Regions from separate parts of the Homo sapiens genome. Here region 2 is linked to region 1. A link is an interaction called in ENCODE POLR2A ChIA-PET data of the cell type or tissue named here. Cell type or tissue: PC-9. All regions are shown on one strand. Links, peaks and the distances in the headings refer to the core of each region. The heading gives the core; the rest is flanking DNA.

Region 1 (7,406 bases), core at 1,889-5,888:
AATGTTAAACAACTCCTTGAAAGCGAGCTCTCGACACCTAGAAGCCAGGGGCATTCATATTCCCGTGGCCGAGCTCAGCGCCCAGTGGACGGGAACCCGGTCCTTCTTGCCATGAGAACACCCAGCCCAGGAGAGGTCAGGGCCTGGCCTCCAGGTGGGTCCTCTCTGGTCGCTCCTCACTGGTCTTGAGTCCCAGGTGACACTTCCTGCCCGACTTCTGTCTCCTGCCACGGCCCCCCTCAATTCACATCCTAATTCACCCCGCCATCACCTTCTCAGCACCATGATGGCCACTCCCTCGTGTAGCCGGTTCCCCTGCTGCTGCAGCCGGGCCCTCCCACAGGCAAGCATCTGGAACTAGCACCAGAGCTTCCTCCTGTCAAAGCTGTGCCACTTTCCCCACTGGCTGCCTGTCCGCTCCTGCCAAACCTGCTCCCACCCGCCCCAGCCCAGAGCATGTGGCTTCTCTAAGGGCTTGAGTGCCTCCCTTTTGGGCCACCGTAGACACCCCACCTCTGAGTGGTCAGGCGCCACTGGTTGTCTCCTTCCAGCAAGAAAGTTGGAGTAAAATGTCCAGGGCCTGGGCTATGGAGTGTTGGAGCATTGCCGTGGCAGGAGAACGCAGTGGGCAGAGACGCACCCTGCCCTGCCTGCAGCATGGCCTGGAAAGTCACTGCCTCAACTCCATGCCTCCAAATGGGGGCGGGGAGGGTGCTTGCGGACCCACCCTGGAGGACCTCGGCCCTGTAAGCAGCAGATCAGAGCGTGGGCTGGTGCTGCTTCCAGGATCACAGGTGCTTTGCACACGTCAGTTACTCGAGTCATAGCCTCCTGAGGACGACTGCAAGGAGCTCATGAATGCTGGCCTGGCTTTCTGTTTCCATTCTTGAGATTGCAGTTGTTTTTATCCCATGACAACCCTGTGTCCTCTGAAAAGCTTGCCTCCTTCTCCCCGCAGTGGCCAGGACAAGGCTCACATTTTTCTGTTCTCTGTCTCCCCAGCCCTCTCCTGGGCTTTCTCCCGGTGCAATGACACCTTCATCTCCCTGTTGGTCCCATTCTCTGGGGTGGCTGGAGGTGGCCTGGGTATGCTCGGTCCAGTGCAGGTGGGCGTGCGGACTCTTCCGTACCTCACTTCTCCCTGCACCTGTGGCCCCTGCTATCGGCGTGCTTACTGGAGATGCGATTCCCCTCTTCCTTCTTTGTTCAGGTAGCAGGGCCCAAGAAAAATCGTCTTTTATGGAAGGCATCAAGCAAGAAATTTGATAGGCATTCTCTTCACTCTAGAAATCAGCCCCGTGGGACAGGGGTCTTGCCCTTTATTCTCTGACAGCGGCCAGCTCCTAGGGCACGCTTGGTGCGTGGGGACACTCAACAGGGAGATGCTTTCTCTGTGTCAATAGACTTCACTCATGGACTCAGTCGTTCGCCTAAAAATAGATTCCAAATGGTTGGAAACTCATAGGACAGTGGTTTGGCACAAAAGCGTGCTTGTGGCTGGTTTTAAAACTAAGTCGCGAAATTGATACACTGCTGTGTGATACACCAGAAAGTGGTCCGTTCCATCCACCCGCGCAAGTGTCTGTCACACAGAGGTTAGTTCTTTCATAAAACTTTATTACGTATCGAACCCCATTACTCATCCTGAATCTGTTTCAGGAAGGATGTGTGCTGGTGAAGAGGATGAGCGAAGGCCTGCCTTCCTGAAGCTCGAGCGCTCATAGGGAAGATGTTCCGTAAACAAAGAAACACGCATGGAGCATGTCATGTCCCCATGTGGAGAGAGCCACGGAGCACAGGGGGCCGGGAGGGGCTGGATGCGCCAGTGGCCAGCTTGGGGAAGGCCTCTCTTGGGGCTTCCTCCTTTGGCTCCTGGAGTCTAAAACTTCCTGGTGTCCCTTCTGCCTGCCTAGCAGAACCCCTCCACACGGCTCCCCGTCTAAGGCGGCAGGGATGAGCTGTGTGGATGCTGCTGAGACTGGTGTGACTGCTTTGAGCCTTGTCCACTGATGCAGCACCTGCAGGGTGCCGCCGGCCCCAGCAAGGACACACCAGTGGTTGGTGGGATGTGAGCGGGACTGGAGTGAGGCCAGCCGTGGACAGCAGTGCAGAGGGACAGGCCCTAGGGAGTTGTGCTTTAAAGAAGGGCAGGAGTCAAATGTCCAGGGTGGAGGTGTGCGGCCAAGGGAGAGTTGTGTTAAAAATGTGAGATGACAGGGCCGGGCGTGGTGGCTCATGCCTATAATCCCAGCACTTTGGGAGGCCAAGGCGGATGGATCATGAGGTCAAGAGATCGAGACCATCCTGGCCAACATGTTGAAACCCGTCTCTACTAAAAATACGAAAATTAGCTGGGCGTGGTGCAGGAGAATCTCTTGAACCCAGGAGGCAGAGGTGGCAGTGAGCCGAGATCACGCCACTGCACTACAGCCTGGTGACAGAGCAAGACTTCGTCACACACACGCACAAAAAAGTGAGATGACAGCTCATGTTTAGTGCCGGGTGCTGGGTGAGCGAGGGTGGGTGAGCATCCATTTCCCAGGGGAGGGGCCCCGCGCCCATGGAGACTGCTGGGGACAGGCTGGGGCAGGGCGGGGTGGAGGGTGTCCTCTTCTGATGGATGCTTTTGGTTTTTGGTTTTGTTTTGTTTTGTTTTGTTTTGTTTTGTTTTGTTTCAGTGAAGTGAAAAGTGAGGTCATCGTGAGGATGGTGTGGGGCGTGGGGTGTTTGAAGCGGGAGGAGAAGCTTTGAAATAGCCCCTTGGAGAGTGGGAAGTGGGTTACTACAGAAGTGAGGTAGGATTGAAGGGCAGGCCAGAGGCCACTGAGGGGTACACTGACCACACAGAGGAGGCCGGTGTGCATGGCACCACCCTCTCCCAGCCCTGGCCCATGACGGTGCTGAGCAGGTGGAGGGCTGGAAGTCAGTGAAGTTGGGGCTTCCTACTCAGGAGAGATGGTGGGAGAAGGGAAACTTACAAGGGTGAGTTTCAAGTCGTGTGCGATGCTGCCCGGCTGTATAAGAAAAACCGTGGGATGTGAGCGGGTTGGACGTCAGATGGCATGGAACTCAGGGCATAGAGGAGCCACGGGAGTGAAGGCCTAGTGAGCTGGGGAGGCAGGGGTGGGGGTGGCAGTTAGACCCTAGAAACTGTGGTTCTTGCTGGTAGCAAGCCTGGGTGAGACCATGAGAGAGGGTGTCTGAGGTCCAGGGCAGAAGAGATTCATGAGGGTGGAGTGGCACAGAGGCCAGGGTGCTGGAGAGGACACCCAGGAGGCTGAGATGCAGACAGACCAAAATTCCAAAGGAGGTGTGTGCGAGAGGTTGAAAACTAGAAGCTCTGGTTGAAATTCCATGGGGTTTCTCGCTATTGATATTTTAGGTATTTGAGACTGTTCTTTGTGGCAGGGGCTGTCCTGTGCATTGTAGGGCATTTTTCAGCACCTCTGGCTTCTACCATCTGATGCCTGTAGCACCTCCACTCCACCCAGTTTGATACCCAGAAACGTCTCCAGCCATTGCCAGAGGTCCTGGGTGGGGGTTCCTGGAGAACCGGTGGATCTGTGGGAATCCAGAGTCCCATGGGGCTAGAAGTGCTCGTGTGGAAGGACACAAAAGGAAAACGTGGATGTGGAGGAAATGCTGATGGGTTGGCTGTGGTGGTCTCTTAGAGGAAGGTGGGTGGTGGTATTTCCAAGTGCTGTCTCCTTCCCAAGACTGCCACTTAGCTGCTTCCTCCAGGTGAGTCCGGGATTTCTCGGACTCACCAAGAGAATTATAAATATTGCAAGATATGGAGAAAGCTTAGAAATGAGAGGGCCCTGTCCCTGTCAACTGTTTTGCAAAAAGTTTTCTACAGCTAAAAGTGGGAAGGGGCCTAGAAACAGACGTGCCATTTTGATTTCCAGAAACGTGAATTCTGAGCTAGATGCCAGTGAGTCAGGTCACAACCAGGTGGGATTCTGAATTCAGTTGTTAAAGGGCTGCTTTGTGTGCACATAGAAAAGGAAACAGATGTATTTGAACAGAGGTAGTTTATTAAAGAGAATGAATAGACATCAAATAGATGGCCCTTTATCGTTTTCAGTTGTCAAAAATACGTGTGAGTTGGGTACCATATAGCCCTCAGCAGAGTATTTGACAAGATTTTTCCTTGGTTTCCTCATAGGCAAGTTGAAAGATATGTGAGCTGAACACAAAGACAGTGTAATTTATCTAGGCTCAGTGGTCACTCTTAGAATCTTCCAGGAGCGGATGGTGCATGTTAAGGTGGGAAGCTCTATCTTGACTCCACCCTGTTCACCATCTTTTTCATTGATGTGGATGGATATATGGGAGTATATGCTCAGAACGGTCAAGCATAACTAAGGCGATAGTGAAGAGTAACAACACATAGGCTTAGAACACAGAGACATAGAGTGGTGGCCTGGAATAGAGAGCCTAGCGGTAGACCTACCACGCCCCTGTGGAAGCCTGTCGTGTGGACGGCATAGCTAATGTGTGTGTTCTGAGTGTCTTCGAAATAGCGGTGTACACTCATAAAAACAACCGCTGGATAACGGAAGAGAGTTTATGATATAATGCACCTACTGTAGGCTCAGCATTGCACAAGTCACCACAGGGGAGGCGAGCACTGGTGGTTGCCCTGGGCACAGGCATGCTAGTTAGATTGAGATAAGCGACTGGCAGCCTCGTGCAGAAGGTCCTAACTGTGGGCTCCGTGGGAGTGTAGAGATGAGAAATGTTAGTTTGGGAGAGAGTGTTACAAACACAGAGTGACAGAGGGAAGGACGCACAGTTGGGGATGAACATGGCCTGTCGAAATGAGAGGACACCCAAGGGACAGAGTAAAATAATATGATTTTAATATAATAATATTACTTAATAGCGGCCCCTGGCAGCCGAGGAGAGTTGCGTTTGCCTGTTCTGCTTATCTCCCTGCAGGACTAGGGTTGAGCTCTCTGAGGGCAAAGACAGTCACAGTGACCATTGTTTCCCATGGCCTGGCACCATACCTGGCAAAGTGGGCTCCTAACACTGAATAGAGAGGATGGGATGGTAAAGACTTGGGAACCCTGGGCAGAAAATATTTAAAATGAGCAAAAAGATTGCCTGCCTGGTTTGAGCATTGAATAACACAGAGAAGGGTTGCTTTAGAATCAGGTAATGATCTTGGGGTCTCTGGATGCCCCACCCCCTGAACGTTATGAGGCTTCTGAACACTGTTAAATCATAAATAAAAATTAATTAGGCTCGCCCTTTTTTTTCCAAGATATCTATAGCTTTTATCTGATATTCAGTGGAATCTAGTATTTCAGAAATACATATAAGAACCACTACTTTAGAAATATCAGTATTGTAAAATCATGGGACAGCTTAAAAGGTGAAAGTCTGGGAGGAGAAGGACCTCGTGGAGCTGGCCGCACAGTCTAGGCTTGGGGGTAAGGTAAGAACTGGACCAGGGGTACGTGGTGCTTAAATGGAGAGCAGGCAGTCATGGAGCGGCTTTGTGAAAACAGGCTGAGCTCGAGGTCCCAGGCTGCTCAAGGCAAGGGAAGTGTCTTATTTAAACCTGCCCGCTCCCACCTCTGCAGTTCCACCACAACCAAACTGTCATAGTGCAGGCTCAGGGGGTCTCAGGACTGCTGGCTACACCTCGGGTACAGTTAACCAAGGAGGTTTACCAGATGTCCACCGTGGAAAGCAAGTGTTGGGCAGAAGTGGCAGGGAAGTGGCAGTTTCAAGGGTGAAGCCCAAGGTGATAGCAGAGAAAGCTGCCCGGAATGCAAAGGTCAGAGTGAGTGCTGTTTCTTGGGAGCCGGCTGCCGGGAAGAGAGGGTCAGGTAGAGCCAAGCCTGGAACTGGTGTTGGTGTCATGCACATGGAGAATGCCCCTGTGGACGTAGGGAGGAGAGGCAGGAAAACATGGCATCTTGGGCCAGCACAGTTAGCATGATAAGGGAAAGGAAGTCTTACGGGGGCGAAGGAAGGCACAGTGAAACAGTGTGCCGTTTTGAAGAAGCAATGGTGAAGGAAGCCAGACTTCAAGGAGTCAGGAAGAAACACAGTGGATTTAAACCCTCTATCTGGATAGGAACCTTGTCTGGAGAGGTCTGCAGCGGTTTTGAGCAGACCTGACCGAGCTCTGTGACTTCAGCAAGTTACTTAACCTTCCCCTGTGCCTTGGTTTTCTAATCTGTAAAGTGGAGGTGGTAGGGATACCACGTGCCTCAGCGGATTGCTTAAGAGTCCTGAACGCATTGCTGAAGGTAGAGCCTGGAATAGCCCCTGTTGGGTAGTAACTTTGGATGAGTGTTTGCTGTTGAGACTGTGGCTTCAAGGGTTAAGGAAATAACCCTTTAAGGAATAATGGGGTTTAGGAAAGTGGGCATGAAAGATCTTGGGACCTCTGAGGACAGAAGTGACGCAGTGGAGAGGGAGGAATGAGTGGAAGTGACCTGGCCAAGACACCTGAGGATGAAAGATGGGACCAGGACAAGCTAGGAATGTTCATTTAGCAAGAGAGGGGAGCCCATTCCTCTAGGGATGGAGAGAGGGGAGTCCGTTCCTCTGGGGATGGAGAGAGGGAGCCCTTTCCTCTGGGGATGGAGGAGAGGGGAGCCTTTTCCTCTGGGGATGGAGGAGAGGGGAGCCCGTTCCTCTGGGGATGGAGGAGAGGGGAGCCCGTTCCTCTGGGGATGGAGGAGAGGGGAGCCCTTTCCTCTGGGGATGGAGGAGAGGGGAGCTCGTTCCTCTGGGGATGGAGGAGAGGGGAGTCTGTTCCTCTAAGGATGGAGGAGAGGGGAGCCCATTTCTCTAGGGATGGAGAGAGGGGAGTCCGTTCCTCTGGGGATGGAGGAGAGGGGGGCCTGTTCCTCTGGGGATGGAGAAGAGGGGGGCCTGTTCCTCTGGGGATGGAGAGAGGGGAGCCTGTTCCTCTAAGGATGGAGGAGAGGGCGAGAAGGCCAGTAGAGGAGCCGTGATGGTGGAGTCACAACAGAGGCACCCCAGGAAGCTGACAGCCAGATTTCTGCCATTGATGTTACCTCTCACCTACCACCAGGGGACAGTGACCTGTCCGTGTGCCTCTGCATCTAAGGATGTGCGTCCATAGGAAGCACCTCCTGCCTGGTAGAGGGAAAGTTGCTGAGACACCGAATTGCCACATTTCTCGCAACTCCTTAAAGTGGTGAAGGGAACTTCCGCCTTTTGTGAGTGAGTGACCACCCACAAGGAGTGCACATGGTTGACACAGTCTCAGGTGTCTCATGGTGTCCAGTGCTGCCTGGGCTGCCCTGCAGGAGCCCTGGGGTGGCCCTTCACCCTCTTCGCAGGAGGAGCTCCCCACAGCCCTCTTCTTCCATGTGTAAAGGGTGCATGCAATGAAGGGTGACGCTTCCGACTGT
Region 2 (7,406 bases), core at 1,371-5,370, 130 kb before region 1:
GGCCCTCATGCTCACCTTGACTCTCCTCATCACCCCGCCCCCTCCTCAGAGTGCTTGCTAATGTCACTCTGGATCCCACCTATCCTGGCTTCCATGTGGGTAGAAATCTTGACTTTTCGTTACAGTGAATGTCATAAAAGGTGCTCAAGAAATATATCCCGAATGAATGAATGGAACAATAACTGGTAAACCTTTAAAGATATTTATCAAATGGGATCCCACTACAAATATGGTTATAAAATGGGATCACACACTTACATGTGTGCATGTTTATGAATACATGTGTATAACTGAAACAAATGTTCTATGAAATGATCCTAAGTGCATCTCACTCCAATCCTCCAATCTGGTTTTTTTTTTTTTTTTTTTAAAGCTCTGGTTGCAGCTCACTAAAGTAATTTCATGACCCACTAATTATCTCACATATTTTGTAAAACTCACATTTTTTTTGTAAAAAAAAAAAAAGCCAGTAGCAGCACTGGCTCTTTGTCCAGTATTGACATGTTAACTGTCATCCTAGTTGAGCCAGCCCCCTCCATGTAGGCCAGTCTGGCGAAATCCAGTGCTGTGTCTCTATGCAGTCCACGGGCACACTGAGTTCTCATTTGCCCGGTTGGAACAGCTGATGGTTAGTTCTCAGCGTGATCACCGTGGTCAGATGGGCGCCCCATGTGGTGCCTTGTGGGAGAAAAGTTCCAGGTTTTCTTTAGCTACTTCCACAGGTACACAGAGGTGTGCTGGCCATGGGGTTTGTGTCTCTGCATGTTCTTCCGCATAGTATGAGGTGCAGGCTTTTATTTCATAGGGACACACCAGTGTCAGACAGAACATGGGGACAAGATCACACTGCAGATTCAGATATGCCTTCTGTCCTTTCAAAGGGTGTATCCTGGTTCATCCTCTGTCCCTGCCTGCTGGAATAACTGCTTCCCCCGCTGCGTCCTGTCCTCGTGCACCCACCCAGGCCACAGAGCCCGGTCTGTGAGCAGCAGGAGGGCAGAGCCCTGTCCTCCTCTGCAGCATAACCCATAATTATGGCTCTTAATTTACATATTCCATGCCTGCCTTGAGAAAATATTTTACCTGGAATGTCAGTTTTTTGGGTACCATCCACTGGAGTTCACATTCATTTTCACCAGTTGTTCACTTAGCAGACCATTAGAAAGGAGGTCCCTGCGAGGTCCCCGTGAGAGGATAGGAAAATGCCATTTAAATAAAAGGTCAGCAAGAGCGAGAGTCTCCGAAGTTAGACAGGCATCCGGAGAAAGGTGGATGTGGAAAGTGAGGTTGACTTCTGGGCGCATGTGTGGAATATCCAGGCCCTTAGAGGCTCGGGTCTAGTGGTGGAGGATGAGGCCCCTCTGCCATAGGGAGAGCCTGTCTTAATCACGCCACGCAGGTGGAACAGACTCTATGCAGAAAACTTGCGGAAGCATTTTGCTAACATCACGAGAACATGTGATTCGTTAGTTGGAGTGGACAGGAATGACTTCAGAAACCAGAGCAGGGAGTCTCGCTTAAAGTCTTGGCATCCTCGCCCCTCGGCCTCACACCTCCCCCGTTCCCGATTCTCTACTTTTGCTCTCCCCGATTGCACAGTAGCCTCACTGGATGGACAGGTGCCCTCAGTGTGTTCCCCGGGCATGCGTTTCCCACGCTGAGCTCAGAGGTAGCTTTCAGTAAGTGCCAGCTGGATTTTGTCACTCCTTCAGTTGCAATCTTCAGTGGCTCCCCATGGCCTGCACCAAAATGTTTATAACCCTTGGAAGGTGTCAGAGCCTGTACACCCCAACCCTGGTCTGGTCTCAGATAGTCTCCCCAGAGCTCCCAGCCATCAACTTTCTTGGTTTTCAAATACACAGTGTATCTTGTGCTGCCACACCTGGCAGAGAGGCTCCTCAGCTTGGAGCGTTTTTCTTCCTTCATCTACGTCTGTGTTTTGTAAACTTGTCATCTTTTCAGATGTTGCTCATGTAGCCCCTCTCTTGTGTAACCATTCTTATTCATCTGAGGTGTAAGTTGCCCACTGCCCCACCCTGTGGGCCTCTTAGCACTTTGTCCATTACTTTGTTAAAGTAGCTGGCACGTTGTGTAAGCTTTTCCGAGGAGGACAAGGGGTTCATATCTGGCTCTCCATGGACACTGAGTTCCTGGAGATGGCTGGGACTTTGGTGCTTAGCCCTGTGCTGGGCACTTTACAACAAAATCGTGTCTCCATTGCAAAAAGTTTGTATCATGTTAAGCTTTGCTCGTGTAGTTTACTAATAAGTGTGTATCAAAGATTAAGGTAGAAAGTAATGATTTTGATACTGCTTCTTAGACAAAGAAGGCGGCTAACAAGAGCCAACCACTGACTGGAGAGGCTCCGGCTGTCACCGTGATTATTAATACATTGTAATGACATTTTGGGGATTCCGCCATATTTTGTATGGTTGCCAGCAAAATGTTGACAGTTGTATTGTGGTTAATAAATTCATTTAGATTTATAAGCATTGTTTACAGAACCTGTTCGCCTGCTGAAACTCTAACAGCATCTGTTCCTTCTTACTAATTAACTGCTAATTACAAATGAGCTTTGTGTGTTTGTCAGTATAACTGGCTCATGCATTTTGTAAGGAACATTAACAAATTGATTTACATAGTGGAAAAGCAATCAAAAGAGTAAACTGAACAGCACAGGTCTAAAGCCCTTTAGCCGGCTTTTGAATGAAGCAAACTTTTGATGGCTATAAATATTGCCATAAATTTTCCATTACCTTAATTCTTTGGTAAAGGTACAGCGATCAAAAGCAATATTGAGTGAGTAATACTCAAATTAGAGCACTGCAGCAGGTGGCCGGGAGTGCTGGTGATGGCCCTGCAGAATCCTTTGGGGGCCGATAGAGGAGAAACACCAACAAGTGGTCCTGTAGGAAATGCATCCACTCCCTTGTGGGAATGCTGCTGACTTTTGAAAGCTGCACTCGTGACTGGGGTTGCTTCAGAACCCAGTCACTTAAGTACAGGTTCACACTGTGATATCGAAGTCAGTGTCTCAGCCAGCCTGCTGCAAGGCGCTTAGCCGGGAAGTGGAAATCTGGTGTCTGTCACACTTTTTCTCCTCTTGGGTTCTCAGATTTCAAACCGTGTTGATCTGTGTCATGCTTCAGGGGGCAGGCATTTAAAGTTAACCAGTTTAAGTGGGTGATTCCAAAAGTCCAGGGCTCCTTCATCCACTCTTCTCAAGGAGCGGGAGAAGATGGAGACAGCCCTGAAGAATCAAGTTCCTGGTATGTTTTCTAAAGCTCCCTCCTCGAGATAGAGAACTATGACCCAGGCCAGAGCCACAGGGGCACAGACAGAACAGGAGGAACGGGTTACACTGGTGCCATTTACATTCACAGTTAACTTTCTAGGTGATTCACAATGCAGGTGTAAAACTGGAGATCACAACTCAGGCAGCTGGATGGAGAGTTCAAGGGTTTTTTGTTGGGTTGGGGGGGTTGTGGGAGGGGGTTGAGACGGAGTTTTGCTCTTGTTGCCCGGTCTGGAGTGCAGTGGCGCAATCTCAGCTTACCGCAACCTCCGCCTCCGGGGTTCAAGAGATTCTCCTGCCTCAGCCTCCCAAGTAGCTGGGATTACAGGCATGCAACACCACGCCTGGCTAATTTTGTATTTTTAGTAGAGACAGGCTTTCTCTATGTTGGTCAGGCTGGTCTTGAACTCCTGACCTCAGGTGATCCGCCCACCTCGGCCTCCCAAAGTGCTGGGATTATAGGCATGAGCCACTGCACCCAGCCTTCAAGGGTTTTTTTTTGAAAGGTTTAGGCTAAATATGATTAACAGCGGTTACATTAAAGTAATACTGAGTACTTTCCTGAGAGGGAACGTTTACTCTAAAGGATCCAGATACACAGTTGTTGGCCTGAGCCCTGACACTGATGTTCAGGGTCAGAACAGCTGGGAAGGTGGGGAGGGCTGCTAGGTCCAGGGCCCTAAGCCATGGAAGGAGACCCTACTTGCCAGCTGTGAGCCTCAGGCAAACCCCTAGACCTCTTGAACCTCAGTTAACTCAGGTGCAGAATGAGGATGATAGAACAACCCTCTTCCCCAGGGTTGTTGGTGGATTAATAAGATGATGGAGTCTACCAGTAAAGGAGGTGGCATATAACAACAGCTCACTAAATAAGTTACTATTGTCATGATCTCTGTATTCCTGTGAAAGTAACCACATGTAAACACTAGACATTAAACCTTATTAGGTCATAGTAACTCCATATGGGAGGAGAGTCTCTTTTCTCATCAATAAATTTATTACTGTTAATTCCAGATAAATGTTAGAAAAAAATTAAGCTTAAAAATAGAATAGATAAGGGAGTACAGGCTCCCTTAATAAAGGCTAAGAGGGAATGTCAGAGCCGGGGGTGGTGGCTCACACCTGTAGTCCCAGCACTTTGGGAGGCTGAGGTGGGTAGATCACCTGAGGTCAGGAGTATGAGACCAGCCTGGCCACCATGGTGAAACCCCATCTTTACTAAAAACACAAAAAAACTTAGCTGGGCGTCGTGGTGTGCACATGTAGTCCCAGCTACTTGGGACACTGAAGCAAGAGAATCACGTGAACCCAAGAGGCGGAGGTTGCAGCGAGCAGAGATTGTGCCACTGCACTCCAGCCTGGGTGGCAGAGTGAGACTGTGTCCCCCCACCCCCCCAAAAAAAGAAAAGAGGGAATGCCAGGGTTACTTTACAAAGCTGTAGTTTGTTTAACACATTTAATTGACAATCAAGCCATCTCACAAATGTAAGTAAATGGCACTATTGATAAATAACAGGCTTGCCATTGGTGAATATTTTGCCTCCAAAGTGATTTTGCTAAAAGTATGTGTATATACAGTTTCTGTAACATTTCATATGGTAGGAGGAAGAAGAGGCACTGTGCTTTCTGAAGCATTTATTCCTCCTTAGAATTTTTCCCAGGGGTAAGTGTTCAGAAAATCTGAAGAATTCAAAATAATTTGCTCCAAAATATTATGATGTGATTAACTACGTATTGTACCAGCCAGCATTTACTGACCATATGTATGTATTAGCCACCATCAGTAGTTATAAAAAGGAAATTGATTTAGTGAGATACAGTCTACACTTTTAAAAACTCACAACCTAGCAAGAAAGTCAGGCTTGTCTCAGTAACTGCTGTGCAGATCTGACTGTACTAGGTATGCACTAGAATGTGCCAGGGGAACCCCGAAGGGATCATTTGCTTCGCTTTCCATGTGTTACATCCATCCCCAACCTTCTAGTATTTTCTACAGATGACATTTAGTGAACAGAAAGCCTCTCTCTCTGACCCTAATTGATTAAAGACTTTTTTTTTTTAAGAAGCATAAATTAGAAGTGAACACAACTTTTTGGACTTACAAGTGAAAAATCCAGTGCCTAAGACTTTCTGGTGAAATGTTGCCGCTCGGGAATTTCAGTTGGAAACATAAAGCCATTCATTAAGCTAACGCGGGTGTACGTGAGGTTTATTCAAGAGATAAATTGCTGGTGTGTTGGTGTTTAGAACATCAACTCTGTCGGATATTTCATGTGACCGAGGTCTGAGCATCAGAATCCATGCCCATGCCACTGCTCTCCCCAGGGGCCTGAGTCTGCATTTACTGTGAAGCAATCTTTTATGGAAAAAACTTGCAAAAAATAGAATGAGTTTGAAATAGAAAGTCTGAGAACACAAACCTGTGCTTTTCCATTTAAATATGGCACAAGGAGATCCCAAAGCTGTTGGACCAGTGATTTTCAACCCTGGATATGCCCACGGGTGTGGGCGTGCAGGCACACATACACACGCACACACTCCGTCCACGGAGGGTCAGAGTCACACTCATTGGGCCTGGGTGGGGCCCGGGCATCTATTCTCTAGTGTTTCCCATTTAAAGGTGTTCATCAGAATCACCTGGAGAGCTTAAAAAAGCAAAAAGCAAGCCGGGCACAGTAGCTCATGCCTCTAATCTCAGCACTTCGGGAGGCCAGGAGCTCAAGGCTGCAGTGAGCTATGATCGCACTGCTGCACTCCAGCCTGGGCGACAGAGCAAGACCCCATCTTAAAAACAAAACGTGATGTTGGAGGAGCCAGACTCTAGGCTTTGGGAAGGGGCTTTCCTGGGGAGGGCAGATTTGTTGAGAATCCATTTTCCCAGCGAGTTCGTTTCCACCCCCTTAAGAACAACCACTTTAGAAGAACATTAGGCAGAGGAAAGGGGCTCCTACGTGTACCTCCTTTCCAGGAGATGTGGGAACAGGAGGAGTACTTGCCTTTTCATACATGAAATGGTTTTTTATTTGCAGATTATCATTTGAAAGACATTTTGGTAGCCTGATTTCCACTCAGAAATAGATGTCACCAACACAGGATGAGAGACTCTTATAAAGAATTACGAACTTCTGTTAAAATGAGAAAGTCAATGAAGGGAGGCAGCATACCCAGAAAAGGGGAAAATTAAAATCTGAAATAATTTATGAGGAAAATAATTTTCCATCTAAGAGTGTATTAGCTGTTTATTCAAAACCCTTGATGGGAATGTTTGTAATCAGGTCATATTGTGATCTTCCCACAGCCTGTGGTTTCTGTTTTTCCCCTCCTGGCCTTACAGTTAGGGGAGTTAGGGCAGGTTCCCTCCAGAGGTGACACCTGTTGACAACCAGTCTTTCATGACAGCAAGCTGCTGTCCATTCTGATGGCTTCAGCCTCTGTGCATTCTGATGGCTTCAGCCGCTGTCCATTCTGATGGCTTCAGCCGCTGTCCATTCTGATGGCTTCAGTGGACATTGCAGTGACCATTAAAGTAAAGTGGCTTAGAGACATAACACGGCGACATTTATGTAGGGGCAGAGAAGACAAGGCTGTTCCTCTCCTTGTTCTCACCTTTGCCCAGAAAGTGTTAGAAACAGCCTCTTCCTTAGCCTCCTTTTCTATACTTCTCCCTTTAGAAGCCATGCACTGTGGTGGGTCAGATCTCAATACTCGTGGGTCCGTGTTGTCCTAGCGGTACCATGTTGTACTTCAGAAGGGCCATGCTGGCTGCAGAATGGAGGCTGTTGGAGGGCAGGAGCCCAGGCAGGAGGTGGTCGGTAGAGCAGCATTCCCAGAGAGAGCCTGGTGGGCTCTCAGAGTTGGGGGCTGCAGGAATGGAAAGGAGAAGACATATCTGGAGGCTTTCGGAAAGTAGAATAGATAGGACCGATGGACAGGTTGATTCGATGTGGAGGATGAAGGAGAAAGAAGAGTTTTTTTTTTTTTTATAAATGAGGGACACTTGTGCTGAAGGTATGTATTTGGGAATCATACAGAAATAGCCATTGAAGACATGAGAGAGTGTGAGATCCAGGAATTTGGTGCAATGAGAGCTAAGGACCACTGGTGGTCTTAG

The links. ChIA-PET counts read pairs that join two places held together with the same protein. Peaks named below come from ENCODE experiments on the same cell type or tissue, not always from the same donor. Only the 100,000 strongest peaks of a DNase experiment are listed, where the experiment ranks them.
Region 2: POLR2A ChIA-PET joins it to region 1 with 6 read pairs; 2 of 35 experiments call an interaction of 5 or more read pairs at or near these places.

Annotation. Positions count from the first base shown.
Region 1 is chr2:235,959,411-235,966,816 of GRCh38, forward strand. The region is part of intron 12 of AGAP1 (ArfGAP with GTPase domain, ankyrin repeat and PH domain 1); the gene reads left to right. Among named protein-coding and RNA genes, the nearest start is that of GBX2-AS1, 200 kb to the right of the region's middle. In PC-9, for the core only: no CTCF peak of the experiment used is centred there; no DNase peak of the experiment used is centred there.
Region 2 is chr2:235,833,506-235,840,911 of GRCh38, forward strand. The region is part of intron 9 of AGAP1 (ArfGAP with GTPase domain, ankyrin repeat and PH domain 1); the gene reads left to right. Among named protein-coding and RNA genes, the nearest start is that of TNRC17, 320 kb to the left of the region's middle. In PC-9, for the core only: no CTCF peak of the experiment used is centred there; a DNase peak (open chromatin) is centred at 3,356; H3K27ac peaks cover 498 bases.